2 separate regions of the Homo sapiens genome follow, and region 1 is linked to region 2. A link is an interaction called in ENCODE POLR2A ChIA-PET data of the cell type or tissue named here. Cell type or tissue: K562. All regions are shown on one strand. Links, peaks and the distances in the headings refer to the core of each region. The heading gives the core; the rest is flanking DNA.

Region 1 (9,653 bases), core at 1,844-6,843, 280 kb after region 2:
TCTACTACAAATATAAGAAAATTAGCTGGGCGTGGTGGCACGCACCTGTAGTTCCAGCTACTTGCGAGGCTGAGGCAGGAGAATTGCTTGAACCCGGGAGGTGGAGGTTGCATTGAGTCAAGATCGCGCCACTGCACTCCAGCCTGGTGACACAGCAAGACTCCATCTCAAAAAAAAAAAAAAGATTCCAATGATCCTATAATTTTATTTACCTGCTTCCCAAATATGGGGACTCCCCTCAACCCAGGGAAGGCACTCCCTATCTTGTCTTTCACCTCATAGTCCAATGTACCTCTGGGGACCACAGGGAGGAATGGAAGCTAAGTTGGCTTGAGACACCATCAGGTAGGGACCTCCCTCTCTGTGCCAGGCCCAGCTGACTTCTAGTCCTCCCTCCCCTCCCCCATTATAAGGCTTGGGGAAGCTCCAGGGCTCTGGCTGGGCAGTGGGTAGCAGTGGCTAGAGTGGAAAATCCCCCACCAGCTGGATGATATCAGTGTTTACAGATCTGGTCCTGGCCTTCTGCCTGGGGCCTGAGGACCTGACAAATCTGCCTGGAGCCCTGAGTGTGGGGTACGAGGTCGCAGAGAGGCTATTGGCACGGGGATTTTTTTCCCACTCACTCCAAAATGGAGAGCTGTCCTGGGCCAGGTGAGCAGGCACTGGGCCAGCTCCAGGTCACCTCAGGCAATGGGAAGCTGGTAGCTGGGAAGTGGGGTGGGAGTTGGGGGAGGTGGGGGAGGGGGTGCCGAGATGAGGGATAGAGGAACTAACAAATCAGACTTGGGGGCTGCACAAGGGCTTGGGAGTGGGTCATGGGAGACATAGGCACTTTAGGAGAACTGAAGACAGAAGCAGGGACGCAGCGGGGCAGAAGAGAGAACGAGGAACAGCAGCAGGGCGCAGGCCTGTCCCTCTTCATATGCCCCTGCTCCAGGCCTCTGATCTAGGTCGGTACAAGAGGCACAACCAGAAGCTGGTGTGGCTTACTCTGTGAGTGTGTCCTGAGCATTTGCTGAATTATGACAAGCATTTCTCCAAATGTCCTGTTTGACCTTGAAAGCCTCTGAAGCTGCTCAAATAGCTGTGACTTCAGCCATTGTCATCCCAGCCCCACCACCAGCACCAGAACTCCCGACACTGCCATCAGCACCACCCTCACCATCACCATCATTGTAACCAGCATCCTAGCTACTAGCTACTGACCTCTTGACCCCCTGACACCCCTATCTCCTCCCCTGAGGGTTTGAGGGTGCTAGGAGTTAGGAGTGGAGTCAAAGCTTCAAGTACATAACCTAGAGACAAGCAGTTCTCAATGATTTTGCCCATCCAGAAGACACTTAGCAGTGCCTGGAGATATATTTGGTTGGCACAATGGGTGGACTGCTCCTGGCATCGAGTCGGTAGATGCCAGGAATGCTGTTAAACATTCTATAGTACACAGGATGGGGCCCACAACAAAGAACTATTTGTTCCAAAATGTCGACAGCACTGAGGTTGCGAAACCCTGGCTATAGATCCTATCTATCCCAGCACTCTGCCTCTACCTTTTTCTGGCCCTCGTCCCTAAATGCACACATTATGCCTCTGGTTTGGGAACAAGACGTAATCTTCACCACTCCATCTTACGGCAACTTTCTCTCTTATCGCTTGCACCTCCTGGCCTCCGATGCTTGAACCAAAAAGTCAATAAGATGAAAGTCTGTTGCGGCCACCCTCAAGAAGGAAAAATACACAGAAACGATACACGAAGCACAGGGTACACCCTGGGTTGAGGTCATGGCTGCCCAGGGCAGGGAGGCAGCGATTAGACTAATCTTGGGCGTATAAAAGAGGAAAGAGTGCCCAGGTCTTCACTCCACTGCGACTGCAGAACTCAGAGCTGCTCTTCCTCTGTGGCCAGTTGGGGACCAGCATCATGAAGTGGATGGTGGTGGTCTTGGTCTGCCTCCAGCTCTTGGAGGCAGCAGTGGTCAAGTGAGTCTGGGATCTGGCTGCTGGTGCAGGGAGCCTGGATGGGAGCCTAAAGCCCTGCAAAGGGCAACTGGGCCAGGGGACACCCTGCCTGTCTCTACTCTGGGACTTCTGCTAGGGGAAGGGAAGTCTCCCTTTGCTGATGTTAGACAGGACACATGGGTGGAAGGAGACACAGCCCCTGCCTTCAGGAAACTTCCTATCAAAGGGAAAAGCACGATCCCTTCCCCCATCTGATGAGGAAAGATGGACCTGAAACAGAGGTGGTAAGGGTGACTACTGCCCAAGCAGCCCTTGAATGGCAGGTGTGGATTCTTCTCACAGAAGGGAGCAATCCTTTTTGGATAAGGGATATCTTATCCACTATCCTCTCTAAAAGTTGCTTTAAGGCTGAAAATTTACTGGCAGATGCCAAAATCATCTAAGCAGAAACACCAGTAAATGTAAATCTCTACACCTGAGGGGTCAGGAGAAAACTCTGGAGTAGATGGCATGGCTCACAGGCCATCAGGAAGGCGCCCAGCCTGCCATCCTGCCTGTTATTTCTCTACCCAAGAGTACTTCCTGAGGCCAAGAGCTGGCTCCTCTCAGAAACTCCTATCAATATGCATATTTGGTAGAGGTGGTTAATTAGTCTTCATAGCTCAGGGTGAAGGGGTTTAGCAGAGAATTTCTGGAGAATGCAGAGTCCCCAGGGAATGGGGATTAAGCAGAATTCTGGAGCCTAGAGCAAGGCCAGAGTGGACCCCTAGAGACTCCCAAGCAATGGCAGCAAGCAAGTCTGGGAAGGAGAGTGCCGAGGGTGTGACTGAGCCCATAGGATGGGACAGAAACGGTGATTTATAAGTTCCAACTCCAGAGCTGATCTGTGCTCCAGACCACCCAGGCCAACTTCCCGTGGTCCTGGTGTCCTGAGAGGAGCAGTGATGGGGCCTAGGCCATGCGATTAGCAGCTGGGACAGAACTAGGACTCTGTGTCCTGAGTCCCAGCTAGTGCTGTTGCCGTTGCTCCATGCTCTGTCACATCCAGCTGGTGCCAGGTGCCTGAGGGCTGCCGTAGAAAGGAACTCTGGGGTGAACTTTGCCATCTCTGAAATCTTCTTTGTTTTTTTTTTTGAAACAGAACTTCGCTCTTGTTGCCCAGGCTGCAGTGCAATGGCGCGATCTCGGCTCACTGAAACCTCTGCCTCCCAGGTTCAAGCGATTCTCCCACCTCAGCCTCCCGAGTAGCTAGGATTACAGGCATGCGCCACCATGCCCGGCTAATTTTGTAATTTTAGTAGAGATGGGTTTTCACCATCTTGGCCAGTCTGGTCTCGAACTCCTGACCTCAAGTGATCCACCCGCCTCGGCCTCCCAAAGTGCTGGGATTACAGGCGTGAGCTACCGTGCCTGGCCTGAAATCTTCTGTTAAAAATGTGCATTTCCTGGGCTGGGCGCAGTGGCTCACGCCTGTAATCCTAGCACTTTAGGAGGCCAAGGCGGGCGGATCATTTGAGGTCGGGAGTTTGAGACCAGCCTGACCAACATAGAGAAACCCTATCTCTACTAAAAATACAAAATTAGCTGGGCATGGTGGCCCTTGCCTGTAATCCCAGCTACTCAGGAGGCTGAGGCAGAAGAATAGCTTGAACTCGGGAGGTGGAAGTTGAGGTGAGCCGAGATCAAGCCATTGCACTCCAGCCTGGGCAACAAGAGCGAAACTCTGTCTCAAAAAAAAAAAAAAAAACTACATATCCTGGGCCAGGTGCGGTGGCTCACACCTGTAATGCCAGCACTTTGGGAGGCCTAGGCAGGCGAGTCACGAGGTCAGGAGATCAAGACCAGCCTGGCCAACATAGTGAAACCCTGTCTCTGCTAAAGATACAAAAAATTAGCCAGGCATGGTGACAGGCGCCTGTAATTCCAGCTACTCGGGAGGCTGAGGCAGGAGAATTTTCTGAACCCAGGAGGTAGAGGTTGCAGTGAGCGGAGATTGTGCCATTGCACTCTAGCCTGGGTGACAAAAGTGAAACTGCGTCTCAAAAAAAAAAAAGTACATATCCTGAAAAGGGTAAAGCCTAAAGTCCCTCTTCCTTTCCTGGGGAGGAATCTATGGGATATTTGACAGCAAAGGGCCAGGGAGATAGGAGGACCCTTGAGATGAGGTGAGGAGTGCATGCATGGTGAAATGAATGGTTTTCTGAATCTTAGAGCAAGTGCTGAGAAGAGCTTTGTAAGAAAGAGGGGAAGAGGCAAAGGGAGGAAGAAACACGCGCGCGCGCACACACACACACACACACAGAGAGACAGACAGACAGAGACAGAGAGCAAAAGGCTGAGAGAGAGAAAAAGACACACACAGACAAGGGGGAACAAACAGAGTGGCAGGGAGGTTGAAGCATGCAGTTAAGAGAAGGAGAGAGAGAAAGAGAGGAGTGGGAAGAGAGGAAGGAGGGAGGGCCTTGCCTCATATGCAACCTTTCTGTAGAGTGCCCCTGAAGAAATTTAAGTCTATCCGTGAGACCATGAAGGAGAAGGGCTTGCTGGGGGAGTTCCTGAGGACCCACAAGTATGATCCTGCTTGGAAGTACCGCTTTGGTGACCTCAGCGTGACCTACGAGCCCATGGCCTACATGGATGTGAGTCCTGACCCTTTCTGGCGGTAGCCTTCTCTCTGGTGTGGGCTGGAGGGAAGGGGCAGGTCCCTTCACTCCTCTGCCCATGGAGGAGCCTGGGGCCCCTGGATCCCTCTGGAACTAACAGCTTGCTCCATGGCCCCCAGGCTGCCTACTTTGGTGAGATCAGCATCGGGACTCCACCCCAGAACTTCCTGGTCCTTTTTGACACCGGCTCCTCCAACTTGTGGGTGCCCTCTGTCTACTGCCAGAGCCAGGCCTGCAGTGAGTGCTGGGCTGGGCAGAGAGGGGTGGTTGGCAGGGCAAGGCACTGATACCCTCTGGGGAGGGCCAAACTTCCAGAGGGAGCTCAGGACTGAGGGGAGCTCAGTCCTGGGGAGGACCAGGGACATGTGCAGGGCCACACAGCATGCCCAAGCCAGAGGAAAGATGCTGGTCCTGCAGCTGGATGGCCCCTTTGCCTTCCCTGCCAATATGTATCCCTTTGCTTATGCCAGCCCCTAACTCCCCACTCCCTTTTATTCCACTCTCCCCATTCTGTTTACTCTGGGCAGTGCCATTCCATTCCATGTGACTAATTTCCAGTCCATTCCATCCCACTCCATCCCACTCCATTCTACTCCATTCTATTCTGCTCCACCTCAGTATTTACTAAGTTCTCACTGAGTGTCTCCAAGAGACACAACAGAACAATATAGGATGTGGGCTCCGTACTATAGTGGTTTTGGGAGACAGGCAGTGTTTGCTTTCTTAAGGTTGCCTTGGTCCCTGCTGAAGCCTTGGTGTTTGGGTCCTGATACCTTTGGCCCAAGGGGTCCCTTGATGTCCCCACCCTATGTTATGACTGGCTTCTTGATGAGTGAAGGTGGGGAGTACTTGGGGATGCCCTGGAGGGCTGGGGGGAATGCTGGGATGTGGTGCAGGCCCATTCACTTCTTCATCTGATGAGTAATTACTCAGCACTGCTGTGAGCCACGTGCTTTGCTGGGGACCAGGGACTCAGGGCTGGGTTCTCTGCAAACCTGTCCACAGGGAGGCCACAGTCCTGAGGCATCCCAAGATTCTGTAAGTCAGAAGGGGCTTTGGGGACAAGGCTGGCCAGCTCCCATGGGCCTTCCAATGCCACCCCTTGACTTGGCAACCAGGGGTGCTGAGGTCCCAGGATGTGAGCGCAGCCTGAGCGAGAGGCTGAGGTGGGAACCCGGCAGGCCTGAGAGCTGAGCAGCCCTGCCCCAGCCGGCCTGACTCCCCATGCCCTGACTCCCCTGCAGCCAGTCACTCCCGCTTCAACCCCAGCGAGTCGTCCACCTACTCCACCAATGGGCAGACCTTCTCCCTGCAGTATGGCAGTGGCAGCCTCACCGGCTTCTTTGGCTATGACACCCTGACTGTGAGTGGGCATGGGGAGTGGAGGCTGGGGCTGTGAGCTATAAGCTGGAGGGGACAGTTAGATGGACTCTCCTGAAACACGGTGGAATGCTAGTGTTCTGGTGTGCAGGACAGGAAGGCAGGACAAGACAGGTCCATTCAGTCACTCCCCCAACACTCACTGGTGGCCACCATGTGCTAGGCACTGGGGCACCATACTGAACAAGAGGGACATGGTCCTTTTCCTTAAGAAGCATAAGGCCTGGGGAGCTCAGAGAAGAAGGAGACGGGTGAGGAGGTGAGCTGTGGCAGTCAAGGAAGGCTACGCAGGAGAGGTGGCTCCTGCAACACCTGTCAAGAGGCAGAGGTGGCTGGCTACGGTGGCTCACGCCTGTAATCCCAGCACTTTGGAAGGCCAAGGCGGGCAGATCATGAGGTCAAGAGATAGAGACCATCCTGGCCAACATGGTGAAACCCTGTCTCTATTAAAAGTACAAAAAATTAGCTGAGCGTGGTGGCACGCGCCTGCAGTCCCAGCTACTCGGGAGGCTGAGGCAGGAGAATCGCTAGAACCAGGGGAGCAGAGGTTGCTGTGAGCTGAGATTGCGCCACTGCATTCCAGCCTGGTGACAGGGCGAGACTCTGTCTCAAACAAGCAAACAAACAAACAAGAAAACCAAAACAAAAAAGAAGGGGGCAGAGGTGAGGAAGGGATGAACAGAGGCTTGAGGAGTCTCTAGGGGAACCTGGAGGAGGTGAGTGGAGTCAGACTGGTCACCTCCCCTCGTTTGTGTCTCCATTAGGTCCAGAGCATCCAGGTCCCCAACCAGGAGTTCGGCTTGAGTGAGAATGAGCCTGGTACCAACTTCGTCTATGCGCAGTTTGATGGCATCATGGGCCTGGCCTACCCTGCTCTGTCCGTGGATGAGGCCACCACAGCTATGCAGGGCATGGTGCAGGAGGGCGCCCTCACCAGCCCCGTCTTCAGCGTCTACCTCAGCAAGTGAGCAACCAGCTGGCCAGTCCCCACCTCCCGGGATGCTCCCCCGGCCGCCCTGGACGACTGAGGCTCAGTGCTCAATGCTTTGGGGTTTGGAGGCATCCCAGCGGGCATCTGGCTCCAGTCAGTCTTGCTCCAGGGCCTTCCTTCCTGGGCTTCCTCTCGAATCCTCTCCCAGCCACCCGACCACACCCCATCCCTGCACCTGTCCCCAGTCCCCTCCGACTTGTCTTTGCATTCCATGGCCACGATGGAATGAATCTCTTCCACAGCAGCTGAACTTTGCCCTGAGTTTTGCTGCTCTGATTCTCAGCACCCCTTGGACAGGCTTCCTGGTGGAGAAGCGGGTGGGGCAGTTCGCTCACTTCCTTCTGACCGAATGTTTTCTACCTGTATCCCTCTTTTGCATAGTAATGTATTGCTTCATCTCCTTTTATCTATTGTTCTAGCCTGGTCCTGGAGTCTTCTGGTCTAGGTCCACTGCTGACCCCTAGCAGGTTGTTATCCTTGCCAGTCAACACAAGCATGTGCAGGCATTTAGTGAGACAGGCAGTGGGTGGGGGTGAGCGGCCTGGGGCCTGCTTTTCTTTGTTCTTCTTCAGAATTAACCAGCAACTTGCTTTTGTTTTGTTTTGTTTTGTTTTTTTGAGATGGGGTCTCACTCTGTCACCCGGTCTGGAGTGCAGTGGCGCAATCTCGGCTCACTGCTACTTCTGCCTCCCGGATTCAAGCTATTTTCCAGCCTCAGCCTCCCAAGTAGCTGGGATTACAGGCATGCGCCACTGTGTTCGGCTAATTTTTGTGTTTTTAGTAGAGACGGGGTTTCACCATGTTGGCCAGGCTGGTCTCAAACTCCTGACCTCAGGTGATCCACCCGCCTCGGCCTTCCAAAGTGTTGGGATTACAGGTGTGAGCCACTGCGCCCGGCCTTAGGCAGCCACTTTCTAGAGACAGTTAGCTTCATTGGACTAATCTGGGGAATCTGAAGTTCAAGGACCTCACCCTGTTACTAATGTTGCTAACTTCCTCTCCACCTCTGTTTATGATTCCTCTGCGTGTAAACAGAGCAGCTCCACCCAGCTCCACACTCCAGCTACCAGAGAAGCCTCTGGAACAAACATGGAATATCCTTACCCCCTTCACCAAGACCCTACCTGTCTCCAATCTCAGCAGAAAAGTAACAAGCTGGGCCGGGGTGGGGATCCCGGTGACATGTCTACCAGAGGCAGGAAGCGGAGGGGAGAGGAGAGCAGAGTGTGGGCTGGGGGTCCCAACCACTAGGGGACCCCCCAGAAGTCAGCATCATTCGGGAGCCTGAGGCGCTGGGAATTCCAAGGCCTGGCCAGAAAGCCCCAGTCTAAGGGACGCATCCCAGTCCCCAGGGAGCCCCAATCTAAGGGATACAGCCCCATCCTCAGGGAGCCCCAGTCTGAGGGAGACACAGACTCGTCCTCAGGGAGGCCCAGTCTAAGGGACACAGCCCCATCCTCAGGGAGCTCCAATCTAAGGGATACAGCCCTGTCCTCAGGGAGCCCCAGTCTGAAGGGAGACTCAGTGCTCTCCTCAGGGAGCCCCCGTCTGGATCAGGGAAGGAGCTCTGTTTCCCTGTGGAGGTGACTGCTCAGGAGGAAAGTCCTTTTCCATGGCACTCCCTGACTTCCCCTTCCCTTTCTCTCCTGCAGCCAGCAGGGCTCCAGCGGGGGAGCGGTTGTCTTTGGGGGTGTGGATAGCAGCCTGTACACGGGGCAGATCTACTGGGCGCCTGTCACCCAGGAACTCTACTGGCAGATTGGCATTGAAGAGTGAGTCTGCGGTGGGGCCCTGGGGATGTGGCACTTCCTTGGAGTGGGCTTCCAGGCCATGTCACACACACACACAGTCTGGCACTGCTCTGGGATGGGGCAGAGGACCCCTGAGGCTTACTCCTACAAAGCCACAACTGTCCTCTGCAGGGGTGACAAAGCCCAGCTCAGCCTGGAGAAGAGAGTGGATGTGGACAACATAGGGAGGGGCAGGACCTGGACTCCCGAACATTAGGGACCCTGCAGTCCAGCCCCATCATGGGCTCACAGATTAGAAACGAAGGTGTGTTAGCAACTAATTTGCTCAAAGTCCTTACAATGAATCAGTGGACCTGGTTTTCAGTGTTTTTAGAAACTTCCTTGACACTTTTAAGGACTAGGTCCCATGGCATGATGCAGGGGAATAGCCGGATTGATCTTTGCAGGGTCCTCACTTTCCTCAAGAAAGTAGCTGTAGCTCTTTGTCCCACAGTGGTGGGGAAAGCCCGCCCCAGCTGCCCTGAACTGGGGGAGTCCTGAGGCTGCCTGTCTTCTCCCCATACAGGTTCCTCATCGGCGGCCAGGCCTCCGGCTGGTGTTCTGAGGGTTGCCAGGCCATCGTGGACACAGGCACCTCTCTGCTCACTGTGCCCCAGCAGTACATGAGTGCTCTTCTGCAGGCCACAGGGGCCCAGGAGGATGAGTATGGACAGGTGTGACTGGTGAGGGTGTCTCTCTTCCCCAGGAGGCTACTCCAGAGGCATTCATGATTTCTCCTGGGAACACAATAGCCAGCTGGGCGCCGTGGCTCATGCCTGTAATCCCAACACTTTGGGAGGCCAAGGCAGGCAGATCTTTTGAGCCCAGGAGTTTGAGACCAGCCTGGGCAACATGGCGAGACTCTGTCTCTAC
Region 2 (9,653 bases), core at 2,987-7,986:
CTCCCAAGTAGCTGGGATTACAGTATGCACCACCATGCCCAGCTAATTATTTTGTATTTTTAGTAGAGACGGGGTTTTTCCATGTTGGTCAGGCTGGTCTCGTCCTTCTGATCTCAGGTGATCTGCCCGCCTCAGCCTCCCAAAGTGCTGGGATTACAGGTGTTAGCCACTGCACCCAGCTGAAATGTTTTAATTTTAACTCATTTTATACACATGCATACAAACACACATCTATGTGTGCGTGTGTGTGTGTGTGTATGTGTGCATATATATACACATATATATATATTTTTTTTTTAGATGGAGTCTCGCTTTGTCACACAGGCTGGAGTGCAATGGTGTGATCTCAGCTCAATGCAACCTCTGCCTCCCGGGTTCAAGTGATTCTCCCGCCTTAGCCTTCCGAGTAGCTGGGATTACAGGTGTGCGCCATCACACTCGGCTAACTTTGTGTTTTTGTAGAGAGGAGGTTTCACCATGTTGGCCAGGCTGGTCTCGAACTCCTGACCTCAGGTGATCCACCTGCCTCGGCCTCCCAAAGTGCTGGAATTACAGGCGTGAGCCACCATGCCCGGCCAATATATTATAAAACAAGACTCACTGAACAATACTTACCCTGGCCACAGTTGATATACTTTTGATGTTTTAAAATTCTATTTTGCTGTTTCATTTTTAAAACGTGCTGGTCATGATTAGCTTCATGACTTCATGAACAGTAAAACGACTTGCCATTTAAAAAGCACTAAGTTGGGGAGGCATCACTCTCAAAGTTCTATTATCAGCAGAAGTGGACTGACTAATATAAGGCAAAGGGAATGTATTAGAAGAAGGTCAGAAACTCATAGACTCACTAGGAAAGCTGCAGAACCAGGCTTGGAAATGGACAAAGTGCCAGGGGCTCGAAAGAGAGAACTACAGGAAGATGAGGGCAGCTGGCTGTTACCTCTGCCAGTCTGCACATCGTGGAAATGGGTAGGTTTCTGTGGTACAGGTCAGGCAGCCTGGCTCCTGGATTTACAATAGGGGAAACGGAACTCCCAGAGGGAAGTGGCTGTGCTGTCAGGGAGGGGGCTGGACACCCAACAGCCAGAGAAGAATAAAGTCTACCAAAGGTAACAGGACATGGGCACATTAAAAAGATACCTCACTGTGAGTGGTATACTTAACATGGCAGTCTAGGCGGGCGTGCCCGTGCCCGGCTTGTGGCCTTCTCATGTGCTAAATTCCATCTTCAGAAACCAATTGGCCATAGGTATTGAAATCAAATGCCTGCAAAAGATCCCAGGCCTCTGCCTTGGTAATTCCACTTTCCAGCCTCTGTCCTAATTAAATAATTCTAAGTGCAGAAAAAACCTTGTCAGCTGGGTGTGGTGGCTCACGTGTGTAACCCCTAGAAGTTTGGGAGGCCAAGGCAGGATAATCGCTTCAGGCCAGGAGTTCAAGGCCAGCCTGGACAACATAGCAAGGCCCCATCTGTACAAGAAATAAAAAAGAGTAGTCAGGTGTGGTGGCATGTGTCTGCAGTCCTAGCTACCCAGGAGGCTGAGGCAGAAGAATCGCTTGAGCCCAGGAGTTTGAGGCTTCAGTGAACTGTGATGGCACCACTGCATTGCAGCCTGTGTGACAGGGCAAGACCTCGTCTCTTAAAAAAGAGTCGGCCAGGTGCAGCGACTCACGCCTGTAATCCCAGCACTTTGGGAGGCCAAGGCAGGTGGATCACCTGAGGTCAGGAGTTTGAGACCAGCCTGACCAACATGGTGAAACCCCGTCTCTATTAAAAATACAAAAAATTAGACCGGTGTGATGATGCGTGCCTGTAATCCTAGCTACTTGGGAGGCTGGGGCAGGAGAATCGCTTGAACCCAGGAGGCGGAGGTTGCAGTGAGCTGAGATCGCGCCGTTGCACTCTGTCTCAAAAAAAAAAAAAAAAAAAGAGTCAGTTGCAAAATATATGTGGTAACATGAAAATTATATGGTAACGTTAAGAGAAAAATCAGGATGCAAAATTGTACATATATTTACAACTCTGTATTTTAGACACACACACACAAAGACTTGAAGGAAATATACCACAGTGTTAACAGTGGTTATTTCTTGGGGGAGCAGAACTAAAAGGGTTTTGTTTTTCTAGTGCTTTTTTCACTTTTTGAAATGTTCATGAAAAATCAAAAACATGTCATGAGTTGTGTTTCCATAAGTATTTGGAAAATTAGTCTTCTTACTTTAATAGCATCTCACAGGGGACAGTAGGTGCCGAGAGTAAAGTTGGCAGGAAGGAGTACAGTGTGAAGGCCCAGAGAAGTACCCTGTGAGGTCACAGCCGCCTCTGCCCCACGTTTCCAATAAGCCTGCACTATCTTCCAGCCCTGCAAGTCCTGGGCCACCAGTAAAGTTGTGAAGTATCCAGGTGACTCTGGGGTGACCGGCTCCCGTTGTCATGGCAGTTAGGGGTGGGTGAAGTCAGGTGAGGGGCAGATGACTCAGCTTCAAGCCCCAATAACCTACGGATGGGCACAGAGTGGGTCTGAAGTGGAGCACACATTTCTTTTTGAGGCCTGCTTTTCCCCCTTGTCCCTTTTAGCAGGATGTAGCGGGGAACTAAGGTGGCCAGAGCAGGAAGTCTCCCATAGAGTCTGCCTCCCCAGCTCAGCAACAGAGGAGGAGGTGGAGTCTGGATTGAGCCCCAAGATAAGGAACATGCAGCAGCTGAAGAGGGAGATCAGAATAAACAGCTGTGCCCCCAGGAGAATGAGCTCCACATTCCACTCTTTGACCCCACCCCCAATTCCCACTTCTCCCAAGTGCCTTCCTGCACCCCACCCCCATCCACGCACACTCAGTGTTCCCACCCGCTCCAGGGGCCTCCCCTCCAGCCTTGGCTCAGCTCCCTTAGAGCTGCCTTCCTTCCCCCAGTCCCCTGAGCCAGAGGCTCTGGGGCCGCTCTCCAGCTGTCTGGAAGGAGTGAGTACTCAGGACAGGTGGCCGGAGGCAGATGGAAAGGGGCCTCTTCCAGGCTGGACTCCACCTGCCGGGCTGGGCCACCCTCAGACTCTCCCCTGGGCCGCTCCAGGAAGGCCTGGGAACACAAGAGGGCCAGGCTGTGGTGGTGAGTCTGGGGAAGGCGAGGCAGGACCTGGGGCATGGAGAGGAGACAGTGGAGTGGTCCTGGAGGCCGGGTCTGTGCACATCTGGTCAGCCTCACTGTGGGTGGGCCTTGCCCTCCAGGAGCCCACAGTCCAGTAGGGGAGACAGACAGCAGGTACCAGATGTGCCTCCTGAGGTGGTCTCTGCACAGCTCTGGGAGGTCATGCCTCATCATAGCCTCATCATAGTATCTAGGGGTATCCCCAGCTCCACAGAACAACCAGAAGGCTCCATATTTCCTGAGGGTTCAAGTCACTGCCCCAAACACCCCATATTACTTTCTAGACATACTACCCTGGGATTTAAAATTTAAGAGAAGGAGCAGATATTTCTGTCTCCTGGAGCTGGACCAATCCCTCAGGCCACCACAAGTATAATGAGCACCCCTTCTTCTGTGCTACCCCCATACCAGCTCCAACCTGAGCGGCAAGACCCAGATGGACATGGGCACCTAGGGGCTTTGGGGCAGCACTGGTTTACCACGTGTCCCTCCATATCCTGAAGATGTAGGCCTCCGTGGACACACCTGTATTCCTGAGCTGTGCATGGCCTCTGTCCTGGTTGCACAGAGGATTGGACCCACAGGGCAGATGGGTGAGTGTTTGCCTCAGGTACATTGGACATCTTTGCCCTTGGTGGGAGAATGGTTGAAATAGGGAGGCATGGTGCATTCCAGAGGCTGCCCATTGTCCTGGCTGTCTGCAGGGAGGGCACCCCCATCCATCCCCAGTGCCCAGTGAGAGGAATTTTTTTTTTTTTTTTTTTGAGACAGAGTTTCACTCTTGTCGCCCAGGCTGGAGTGCAATGTTGTGATCTTGACTCACTGCAACCTCCACCTCCGAGGTTCAAGTGATTCTCTTGCCTCAGCCTCCCAAGTAGCTGGGATTACAGGCATGCACCATCATGCCTGGCTAATTTTGTATTTTCAGTACAGATGGGGTTTCACCAAGTTGGTCAGGCTGGTCTCAAACTCCTGACCTCAGGTGATCTGCTCATCTCGGCCTCCCAAAGTGCTGGGATTACAGGCATGAACCACTGTGCCCGGCCCCAGTGAGAGTATGTGTGGGGGTCTCACTGCCCTCTTAGTCTCTAATTGCTGGCAACCTGGCATGGTGCCACATCACTGTATTTAAATCCCTCCTTTGAGGCTCCCAAGGCCGTCTAATGTCCCACATCTTTAACAAACTACTGGACAGGTGTCCCCTTCTATAGCCACTGCCAGCCAGCAGACTCAATAAATATATGTTAATAATAGCCAGGACTAGCTACATAGTTTGCAGAGCCCTTGTTCAAAAACTATTAAGAATTTCAAGGCTGCGTGCAGTGGCTCATGCCTGTAATCCCAACACTTTAGGAGGCAAAGGCGGGAGGATCTCTTCAGGCCAGGAACTCGAGACCAGCCTGGGCAACATAGTGAGACCCTGTCTCTAAAAAATAATAAAAAAAAAAAAAATTAAAAAATAAAATAGCTGGTGGTGCCTGCTTGTATTCCTAGCTACTCAGCAGGCTGAGGTGAGACAATCACTTGAACTCAGGAGTTCGAGGCTGCAGTGAGCTATGATCATGCCACTGCAATCCTACAGTCTTGGCAACAGAGTGAGACCCTGTCTCTTAGGAAAAAAAAAAAAAAACCGTTTCAAGGTGGTGGTGACAGAGCATTAACCAAGTTTGGGACCCGTCCTGAGCATGGGACCCTGTGTGGCTGCACAGGTCACAAACCTATTTGGCCTTGAAAATAGCGAACACGAACGTGTATTGAACACTTGCTGTGTGCCAGACATTGTGCTGGGCTGGGTGCTTACCACGCATAATCTCATTCCTTCTTCTCAACAGCCCTGTTATCCCTACTGTGCAGATAAGGAAACTGAAGCTTTAGCTGAGTCATCTCCCTTGCTGAGGTCATCCCGCTCCTAAGTGCTAGAGCTGGGAACGGAACCCAGCTCATCTGTCTTTGGAGCCTGAGCTCTTTACCCATGCCTGTGGACAGCTTCAGCCTTCAGTGGCAGGGAGGCTGCTGGCGGAGGGCAGCTGCTTCCCTTGCCACCTTCTGCCATATCATGAGCAGGAAGGAAGATGAGGCAAGAAATAGCAGCCGACAGTGTGGCAACGGTGACCGTGGTGGTAAGGGTGTCCAACCCGGCAGAGGCGATGGGCAGACAAAAATGAGATGGGCACAGGAATTGTCTGAGCTGGAGGCAGCTGATAGATAGCACAGCTGTGCTCTCCACACCTCGCCCAGCATGGCCATCGCCGAACCCACTCCTCTCTCTCCCCTGATGTCACCTCCAGCTCTGCCTCTCTCTTCCTCTTTATGGCCACAGTTTCCTCTCCCCAGCTCTCTCTTCCACTCCTTCCCTGGCCACCCTCCACCAGGGAGGTCATCAGGTCTCCTCTCCAGCTGTGTCCTCCGTATTCCCATGCTTAGCATCATAGTAAGAGCAGCCACGATTTAGTGAGCACCTACCACATGCTAGGCACAGTGCTAGGGACTTTACAAGTTTGTAATCTTCTCTCCACAAACCTGTAAGCAATTTTTACCCCCATTTCATAACGGGCGGCCGGGCGTGGTGTCTCACGCCTGTAATCCCAGCACTTTGGGAGGCCAAGGTGGGCGGATCACCTGAGGTCGGGAGTTTGAGACCAGCCTGACCAACGTGGAAAAACCCCGTCTCTACTAAAAGTACAAAATTAGCCGGGTGTGGTGGCAGGAGCCTGTAATCCCAGCTACTTGGGAGGCTGAGGCAGGAGAATTGCTTGAACCCAGGAGGCGGAGGTTGCCGTGAGCTGAGATTGAGCCATTGCCCTCCAGCCTGGACAACAAGAGCAAAACTCTTGTCTCAAAAACAAACAAACAAACAAACAAAAAAAACTGAGGCTTAGAGAGGCTAAGAGATCTGTCCAGGGTTACACAGCTGGTGAGCAGTGAGGAGGAGATTTGGGCTCTGGTGTTAAGCCCACACACTTTCTGCCCTCCTTACCACCTTCCCCATGGGTTGGGTTGGCCTGAGTACAGTGGTTTCCTGAGCAGGGAAGGAGATACGCAATTGAGAAATGGTCAGTTCGAGGGAGGAATAAATTGGGTATGGTGAGAGAGACATTCACCTCCAACCTCATTTGGCATTAGGTGGGGGTGGAGTCGGGTGTCTTTTTTTTTTTTTTTTTTGAGATGGAGCCTCGCTCTCTCACTCAGGCTGGAGTGCAGTGGCGCGATCTCGGCTCGCTGCAAGCTCTGCCTCCCGCGTTCACGCCATTCTCCTGCCTCAGCCTACCGAGTAGCTGGGACTATAGGCGCCTGCCACCAAGCCTGCCTAATTTTTTTGTATTTTTAGTAGAGATGGGGTTTCACCGTGTTAGCCAGGATGGTCTCGATCCCCTGACCTCGTGATCTGCCCGTCTCGGCCTCCCAAAGTGCTGGGATTACAGGCATGAGCCACCGCGCCCGGCCTAGTGGTGTCTTAACCACCTGGAAGGCACTCAGACACTTGGGAAGCTGACCTGATGGAGGTGAAGGGCTGGAGACATGGATGAGGACAAGGCCCCTTTTTCACGCCTTTACCCATCAGCATCTTGGCACCAAAGAATGGGCTGGGATAGGAACTAGGGGAGGTTAGGCTGCTGTAACACAGACTCCAACAAGAGTGGCTTAGCAAAATGGAAATTTCTCCCATACAGATCCGGGTGGGTGATCTGACCCCTTGGTGGTGTTGAGGGCCCAAGCCCCTCCTGTGCCCTTGCGTGTGGGAGATGGCATCCCACCATGGCTGCTGGGTCCGTCAGCCAGCCAGTGGGGAGGGAGGAAAGTGACGAGAAAGAAAAGGCACTGCCCTTCCTTTTCAGAGCATGACCTCAAAGTTGCCAGATGACATCCCTTTGGTCACCAGCTGATCACATGCCACACTTAGCTGACAGGGAGTTTGGGGAACATACATAGTGGAGCTTCTAGTACCAAAGGTACAAGAAGGGAAAGTGGATTTTAGGGGACAGTTGGCAATCTTTGCCATGAGATCTAGATGAGAAGGGTATGGGGAGCCTGTGTCATGTGGGTGAGGATGGCTTTCCTATGGGGACCTGCTGGGAGAAAAATGTTCCCAGCTGGACTTCTTTTTGTGAGGGGCCTAGAGCAGAGGGACCAGAACCCCCTTGGCTAATGCCCTCACGCTGGACTCCCTCCCCTCTGGTCAAAGGTGGAGGGTCTGATTCTCCTTCGCCTTGACCAGAGGCCCCTTGGAGGTCATCATGGAGCCCTTCTTCCAGGAGCACCCTGTAGGATCAGGGTGAGGTTCATTGAGGAGCACCATATTTTCCCCTTGGCAGGGGGGCGGCGGGGGGAGAGGGTCTGTGCTGTTCTCTGATGAGGTAGAGGAGGGTCATGTCTCCATCCCTTAGAGAGGTCGTTGAGAAGGTCAAATGTAATGTGAGCAGGGTCGAGGCAGGGAGGTCAAGGTTTGTCAAAAATAGGGGAAAAAGAGGTTTATTTTCAAACGAGACCTAACAATTGACAGATAGCTTATCCCTTTGATCACCAGTTGGTCACAGGTCACATTTAGCTGACAGGGAGTTTGGGGAACATACGTAGTAGAGCTCTTCTCTGGAGGTGGGAATCTCCATGTGGCTAGAGGCTGACAGGCAGCCTTGTGGGTCCAGTGCTGACTCATTCATTCACTCACTCATTAATTCACTCATCCGCTCAGTGTCTGTTTATTAAGTGCTTACCATGGATACACCGGGTACCATGTTCCGTGTGTGTGAAAAAGGAAAGAACAAGATGGGCACAGTCCCTTACCTCTGTAGCTTATAAGCCTTGTTTTCCCTGGTTCCCTTTCTGCCTCCCTGGGGAGGAGAGACCAGGCCATCACAGCTCTGAGAGAGCCACCCTTGTGACTCAGAGCCCAAAAGGCCCTAAGGGAGCCCATGAATGCATCTGATAGGCCCTCACCTCTGAGCCCGCCATCGTGGGGCGGCCGGGGTGCAGGATGGGCCAGAGTGCCGGAGGGGAGGGCAGTGGAGCATTGGAGGTGCGGTTTCACTTCCCTCTCACACCAGGCGTGGAATCTGATTTTTCTCAGTTTGGTGAGGTGTGTGACTTCTTCTGTGAGCTGAGGGGAGATGTCTTCACTCACCCCTCCTCCAACTCTAGCTGTCCCTCCAGTGTTCCAGGTTGGATGGGATCTCTCCTTCCCATTCTTCCCATTACCCGTGGCCCTAGTTCACCAACTGCACCTCTTTGCTCCAGGAAAGAAGGTGGCGTGGCAATTGGAAATCTCTGTGGAGACACTTCCTCTGTGAGGCCTTGGTCTCTCAGACTTCTCCCTGGGGCTTGGCTTCCTGGGCCCCTCTTGGCCTTGCTGGAAGAGAGGTCCCCCTGCCCTGGCCTGCTCGGAGAGCTGTCAGGCTCCCTGTTTCCTCTCACAGTTAGATCCCAGACCTTCTGTCTGCCTGCGTGCATGGGTCACTCTCACTTTATTCCCCAAGGCATGGCCTCATGCAGGCCCTGCTTTCCTCCCTGGATTTCTTTTTTATTTTATTTTATTTGACTTTATTTTTTGAGATGGAGTCTCACTTTGTCACCCAAGCTGGAGTGCAGTGGCATGATCTCGTCTCACTGCAACCTCCACCTCCTGGGTTCGAGCGATTCTCCTGCCTCAGCCTCCCACGTAGCTAGGATTACAGGTGTGCACCACCACACTGGGCTAATTTTGTATTTTTAGGAGAGACGGGGTTTCTCTCTATTAGTCAGGCTGGTCTCGAACTCCTGACCTCAGGTGATCTGCCCTCCTCAGCCTCCCAAAGTGCTGGGATTACAGGCATGAGCCACTGCGCCCGGCCCCTTAATTTTGTATTTTTAGTAGAGACAGGGTTTCACCATGTTGGCCAGGCTGGTGTCAAACTCCTACCCTCAGGTGATTCACCTGTCTCAGCCTCCCAAAATGGTGGAATTACAAGCGTGAGCCACCATGCCTGCCCTGCTTGCCTGGACTTCTGAGTGGCCCCAGCCTCGCAATGTCACTTCATGCTTTCCTGCTACTGAACAGTGCCAGTGGCATGGCTAAGGAGAGGGACCCTCCTCATCACTGAGGGTGGACTGAGATCCTCACAAGATGCAGGTTCTCCTTCCATGTCACTGGAGGCGCATAAACCCCTCTGCCTCTTCCACACACCAGCTGTGTTATCAGGGTGAATTATTATTATTTTTTTTTTTTGAGACTGAGTCTTGCTCTGTCACCCAGGCTGCAATGCAGTGGCGTGATCTCCGCTCACTACAAGCTCCGCCTCCTGGGTTCATGCCATTCTCCTGCCTTAGCCTCCCAAGTAGCTGAGACTACAGGTGCCCGCCAACATGCCTGGCTAATTTTTTGTATATTTAGTAGGGACGGGATTTCACCATGTTAGCCAGGATGGTCTCCATCTCCTGACCTCGTGATCCACCTGCCTCGGCCTCCCAAAGTGCTGGGATTACAGGTGTGAGCCACCGCACCCAGCCATGGGGTGCATTCTTAACCTCTCTGTGC

The links. ChIA-PET counts read pairs that join two places held together with the same protein. Peaks named below come from ENCODE experiments on the same cell type or tissue, not always from the same donor. Only the 100,000 strongest peaks of a DNase experiment are listed, where the experiment ranks them.
Region 1: POLR2A ChIA-PET joins it to region 2 with 6 read pairs; 5 of 35 experiments call an interaction of 5 or more read pairs at or near these places.

What each region holds. Positions count from the first base shown.
Region 1 is chr6:41,739,600-41,749,252 of GRCh38, reverse strand. PGC (progastricsin) reads left to right here and starts at 1,856. Exons shown (of 9, transcript NM_002630.4): 1 at 1,856-1,977; 2 at 4,445-4,595; 3 at 4,739-4,856; 4 at 5,864-5,982; 5 at 6,764-6,963; 6 at 8,643-8,762; 7 at 9,307-9,454. The coding sequence starts at 1,919. In K562, for the core only: no CTCF peak of the experiment used is centred there; no DNase peak of the experiment used is centred there; H3K27me3 peaks cover 1,854 bases.
Region 2 is chr6:42,024,094-42,033,746 of GRCh38, reverse strand. It overlaps a transcript of CCND3 not described here. Among named protein-coding and RNA genes, the nearest start is that of TAF8, 22 kb to the left of the region's middle. RefSeq lists enhancers at 2,596-3,090, 2,839-3,600, 5,073-5,122, 4,862-5,156, 4,902-5,196 and 2 more. In K562, for the core only: no CTCF peak of the experiment used is centred there; DNase peaks (open chromatin) are centred at 5,016, 5,456 and 6,202; H3K4me3 peaks cover 1,281 bases.